2 separate regions of the Mus musculus genome follow, and region 2 is linked to region 1. Evidence: chromatin contacts called from ENCODE Hi-C data. All regions are on one chromosome and are shown on one strand. Each heading gives the region's core, a stretch centred on a gene start or an enhancer-like site at or near the end of the contact. The rest is flanking DNA. Distances are from core to core; before and after follow the strand shown.

Region 1 (2,960 bases), core at 416-2,915:
ATCAACAAACTCAAACTGCACTTCTGAAATACTGGAAAGTATTTTAGTTCAATGAGGCAAATTAATAAACTGACAAAACCTGCTACAGTCACTTAGAATGGTTGTTTGACCACACAGCTTGTCTTCCTGCTCAGAAAAGTCACTTTTGTCTTGCCCTTGGTCTCTATAACTTTGGGGAAAGGGGTTGTGATCACCAGGAGGGTTGGGAGGCCAAGTGTAGACTTTGGGAACTTTTTTTGGCTACAGTTTGTGGATCTTTTCTAATGGCTGATGTAATGTTAATGTAACCGGGGCTGGGTCGCTGGGTGCCCTGCAAGGTGCTGCGACATCTATGAATATCAGACACATCTCCACCGACCCTTGGGAGGTTGGAGAGTAGAAAAAAGAAGTTGGGGCCTGAGGCACAAGCGTCCCAACCCAGGCGACAACCACTTAGGCTCGCTTAGAAAACAGAGGCAGGGAGCTAGAGAACAAAACCCCAACTGTGTTCTGCTCTCGCTCACGAGTCACAAACCTAACTTTCTCTAACTTCGCGGTGAATGACACAATTCTGAACTCGTTCGGGAGGCACTCTGTGCAGATAGACACATTACTTCCCTGCCACACACACACCCTCTTTTCCACAGATGCCCTCGCCCCATTCCACTATATCCGACATTAATCACCCAGTTTACCCAGTGGGGTGGTGGTGGGGGTGAGTGACAGTTTAATGAGTCCCAAGCACCGCAATGGCCCGAAGACATCCACTCCACGGATCGACCCGTCCACCGCTACCGCGGACCCTCGGAGGTTCTGTGAGGTTAGGGGGTTTGTTTTTCAGAGGTGGGGGCAGGGTGCCCCGGGTGTGTGTGTGAGGTTCAGGGGTGGGAGAGGAGATGCAAATCTTCCCGCAGTTCGCGGTGCATAAAGCACTTCAGGGAAAGAGGAAGGGTGAAACCACGGGGAAGAAGGTGCAGGGCAGAGAGCCGGTGCAGCAGGAAAGCACCTTCCACAACGGCCGAGAAAACAGACCCCGGTCGCGGCAACAACAAAAGAAAAGTCGCAAGAAGCGGCGCGGCGACCGCTCCCCCGTCGCCGCCGCCGCGCGCCAGCCCCCGGGGCCTCCCGGCAACCGCAACCCGGGCGCCGCGCCCTCCCCCTCCCCCGGCCCTGCAGCTGCACCGGCCCCGGAGCCGCGGCCGTCCCGGGCGCTGCAGCTGCGGCGGCCCGGCCCCCTCCCCCGCCCGCCCGCCCGCCCTCCGCACCGGGAGGCGCCGCCGCAGCTGCACCGAGTCCGCCCCGCGCCGCAGCTGCACCGGCCGGGGAGCGCGGCCAGGCGAGGCGAGGCGAGCCCGCACCGCCTGCCCTCCGCCACACTAACTAACTCCGCCCGGCGGGAGCCCACGGTCGGCAGCGGGGCAGGGCGGGCGCGGGGACTCACACGGAGCGGCCCGAGTCGCCGCGTCCCCGCCGCGTCCTCCTCCTCCTCCTCCTCTGCCGCCGCCGCCGCCGCTGGACTTGTGGGCGTCCTCCGCCGGCCCCCGCCCGCCCGCCGGCCCCGGCCCGGGCCCCGCGCGCCCCCGCCGCCCCCCGCCCGCGCTGGCAGCCTGAGGCGCGCGGCCGAGCCACAGGGCCCCACTCTTTCAACGGCTCCCCATGGCAGCAGCCCAGCGGCGGCCGCAGCCTGCCAGACGCACGGGCGGGAGCGGGCGGGCGGGCGGGCGAGCGCGGCGCCGGGCCGGGGGGCGGGGCGGGCGGGGCGCGGGCGGGGGGCGGACGACGCACACGCACGCACGCGGCGGCGCGGCCCAGATGTGGCCCCGCCCGACCGGGCCGCCCCTTGCCGGCCGCTCAGCGATTGAGCGAAAGCGGCGGGCCCCGGTCTCTGGCCCGCCCCCGGCCTCGGTGGCGCCCAGTAGAAGCGCGGTGTTCCGGGAGGGCGGAGAAGCGGCGGGACTGACGGGGCAGCTCGACCAATAGGAGTGGCGGTCAGGAGCTGCCGCTTGCGCGCGCCAATCGCAGACGGCGACTGTTGGGTGGGCGTGGTCTTCTCGGGGAGGGGCGGAGCTCGCGGACCGCGGCGGCGGCGGCGGCGGCAGTAGCGGCGGCAGTGGCTCCCCTCTGGGTGACTTGGCCGTGAGAAAGTGAAAGGAGCCCGCAGGCGGCGGCGACAGCTGCGCGGGGAGGGGCCTGCTTCCCGGCTGGAGACAAGCGCGCTCTGGGGGTGTGGAGCGAGCGAGTCCGCGTGCACCGCGACGGCCATAAGTATACTTTTTCTCGGGGCAGGTGTCCCGGGGAGGCCGAGCGCGCGGGGCCGCAGCTGGCCAGGGCCAGCCTGGGGCCGCTGGGTCTGGCCCTCCTGCGGTGCTCGCCCAGGCCCCGTTCTCCTCAGGGACGCGCCGCCTCCGGCCTGCCGAGTCGGTCGCCAGGTGCATGCGAGCTACAAGCTCCTAGCGGCTGTGAGAGGCGCCTTTCCCCGGCGTCCTCTGTTCAAGTTGCAGCTGCGTTTCTTTTCACGATCCCCGCGTCCCGTCTGTACTCTCCGTGACAAGCAAAGACACTGCCCCGAGACCAGTCTTAGACCTTTCCAGTGAGATTGATACTTGTAGACGCTTTAGTCTGTTCCTTAATTGGTGCGTAAGGAGCCACGGCTTTGTAAGGAAGGGAGAGACCTTATTTTGTGTTGCACCTCTCTCCCTTCAGATAAACTTCTTCCTTACCTGTTCTTTGTGCCTAACCAGCAAAGAGGAAATGTAGAAAATTTCTGCCCTCAAGATAATGGAAGGCAAGAATAACACACAAGTAAAAAGTTGAGTAACAAGCAGGGGAGAGAATGATTCAAGACAATAAGAAAAGTGCATAGCGAGGAAGTCAACACACTAGTAATTGTCTAAATGAAATGTGTTTACTGTTTGCTATGTGAACGCTGACTGGCAAGCCTGGTTGCTAACCAACTCACCAGGAAACCTTGCAGCTGAGCA
Region 2 (2,700 bases), core at 51-2,550, 550 kb before region 1:
TTTATTTATTTATTTATTTATTTACTCATTTTATGTATGAGTATACCATTGCTCTCTTCAGACACACAAGAGGCATTAGATCCCATTACAGATGGCTGCAAGTCAACATGTGGCTGCTGGAAATTGAACTCAGGTCTTCTGGAAGAGCAGGCAGTGCTCATAACTGCTGAGCCATCTCTCCTGCCCCTAATTCTTATTTTTATGTAGCATACTTGAAGAATGTAATTTTCTAGTTTATGGTACTTTTTTTTTTTTTTTTTTTTGAGAAAGGGTTTCTCTGTACAGCCCTTGCTGTCCTTGGAGCTCACTCTATAGACCATGATGGCCTCAAACTCAGAGAGATCTGCCTGCCTCTGCTTCCGGAGTGCTGGGATTAAAGGCATGAGCCATCATCATCTGGCTTAAGGTGCATTTTAACCCATGTGAAATCTAAAATATTTTGATATCCCTTTCAAGGTAGTGATTACTGACTGAATACTGAACCATCATACCTGCTTTAAGGATCTCTCAGAACTTCATAGTATCTTCAGTATCTAAATCAATACTCCATATGGAAATTAATCTCTTTACGTTTATACAGTATTTTAGGAAAAAAAAAAAAAAAAACAAAACTCTGCTTCAACTCCTCAAGTCAGAAGCAATGTGTCCTTCCCTAGCCATCTCTGGTTCTACTTTGGGGAGGAACAGGATCCAGGTACAGGTACAGGAGGAACTTAGGAATTCATCTGGGAAGGGAAAGCTGGGCTTCAAAACCCAGCAGCAAACGGAAAAGAAAAAGATTAGTGTATGGTGGGATATGCTCAAAACAAATACATTACATTCATATATATATATATATATATATATATATATATATATATATATATATATATATATATATATAGTTATCATCCATCTGTCTGCTGCCCACCCCCTTCTTCTAATTTTCTTTTAAATAATCTAAGGCAGCAGCAAGAAGGTGCCACTGCCCTTCTGCAGAACAGGTTTTCAGAGGGCTGACTCATCTCTAAATACTCCAGAGGGAACTCAGGCCATCTGCTGGGGAGGTGGAGACCAAGCCGGGGGGAAGGGGGGGGGTCTTCAAGGCCAGTGTCCAGGGATTCATCTTTCTACCTCCACAGAGCTGAGACACAGCAGCTCAGCCACAACAGCAGCGCCGCCACCACCCGCCGGGCTAACATGGCGCCAACTCCTCCTCTAAGCAACCACTTCTGCAAGGCCTGCAGGGCTAGCAAGCTCCCAGGCTTCCGTTGCCCTGCACTGGGCATGCTGGGCACGCGCAGGGAACAAGAGCTTAACTGCTCATGCGCGCGCGGGGAGTCTCCTGTTTTACCCTGAAAGTTAGCTACTGGGTGAACGCATGAACCCAATTTTCAGAACAAAAACTCAATCTTAAAAAATCCAAGGAGACCTATAAGAGATAATAATTATAACAATTATATTGATTACAAATGATTATCGTTTTGTTTTTCGATGCAATTAGACTGGCCTCCAACTCTGTGTAGCCTAGGATGGCCTTGAACTCAGGAACTGGAGTATTAACCAAGAAAGGCTACTTACTGGCTTGCTCCCCAGGGCTTCTTTCTTATACAGCTCAGGACCACCTGGCCAGGAATGGCACCAGCCACAGTGAGCTGGGCCCTCTCACATCAGCTGAGATGCTTCAAAGTCTTGCTCACAAGTTATGCAGTTACTTCCTCCATTGAGATTACCTCTTCCCAGGTGCCTCTAGTTTGTGTCAAGTTGACAAAAAGCTAACGAGGGCAGTTCCTATGAAACGCTCAAGTAATTAATAAAATATTATATCTAATGTAAAAGATAGCACGAAATTACTTTTCTTGCTTTCATGGGGAAGAATGAACAGAAATGAATAGTCATGGCTGTTCTTGCAATTAAAAGCCAATACCAGGGATAGCGTTTTTGCTGTCAAAGGCTTTGTAAACGTGGGATAAAATTGAGAACAAACTCATTTATCACCTAGCCATATGATTTCCATGTTGAAGGGAGCAACTGAATCTTCATTCTTTGTATGTCACTCTAAGAGGAAACAGCTCAATGTTGCTAGCAGTGCAGGTACACTAAGTCAATTTAATTCGCAACTAAAGTTTAGTATAAGGAAAGTGTGGGCTGGTGTATTTGTCTTATCCACTGAATTCTATCTCTGAATAGACTGTCTTGGAATGTGTTAATCCCAACGATGGGAGGAGAAAAACCACCCACCCAAATCAACACAATCAATTAAAGAAGGCAACGAATTAAACAAATTTTTTATTTGTATACATTGCCTCCCCCAATCCACAGTCGTGTTCGAGAGGTCAGTGTTGGACATTATAGAGCTCGGGTAAGGGGGTTACTGAATGGGGGGGTCTGGTGAACAAAACAGGTGGCCTTCCTCGAGGAGAAAATAAGCATAACAAGCAATAATTTAGTCCTAAGGACCTCCGGGAACAAAGACGTGATTCTAAGGTGGGTGGAATCGGGTAGTCAGAGGGTTGTGAGACAGTTGGGTTTTGAAACAAAGACATGGTTGTTTCCTGGAACATACAGTACAGAACCATTTGAAGTTAAGGTTACAGGTGGGGCCTAGACCTGTCTTTGAGAAGCACAGGTGTAACCATAAACAGGAATGAACTTACTTTGTCTTTAACTATAAGATGACTTCAAGAGGCTGGTGAGATGACACAATGGTTACAATCACAG

What was found. A loop is a pair of places that touch in the nucleus more often than their neighbours do.
Region 2: a loop to region 1 is called in a map of gastrocnemius, with 4 times the contacts of the local background. The contact joins the promoter of Catspere2 here to the promoter of Zbtb18 in region 1. A Hi-C loop is called at or near these places in 2 of 37 maps with a recorded cell type or tissue (T-helper 2 cell and gastrocnemius).

Annotation. Positions count from the first base shown.
Region 1 is chr1:177,441,056-177,444,015 of GRCm38, reverse strand. Zbtb18 (zinc finger and BTB domain containing 18) reads right to left here and starts at 1,665. Exons shown (of 2, transcript NM_001355099.1): 1 at 1,421-1,665.
Region 2 is chr1:177,989,998-177,992,697 of GRCm38, reverse strand. Catspere2 (cation channel sperm associated auxiliary subunit epsilon 2) reads right to left here and starts at 1,300. Exons shown (of 23, transcript NM_001368822.1): 1 at 1,114-1,300. The coding sequence starts at 1,181.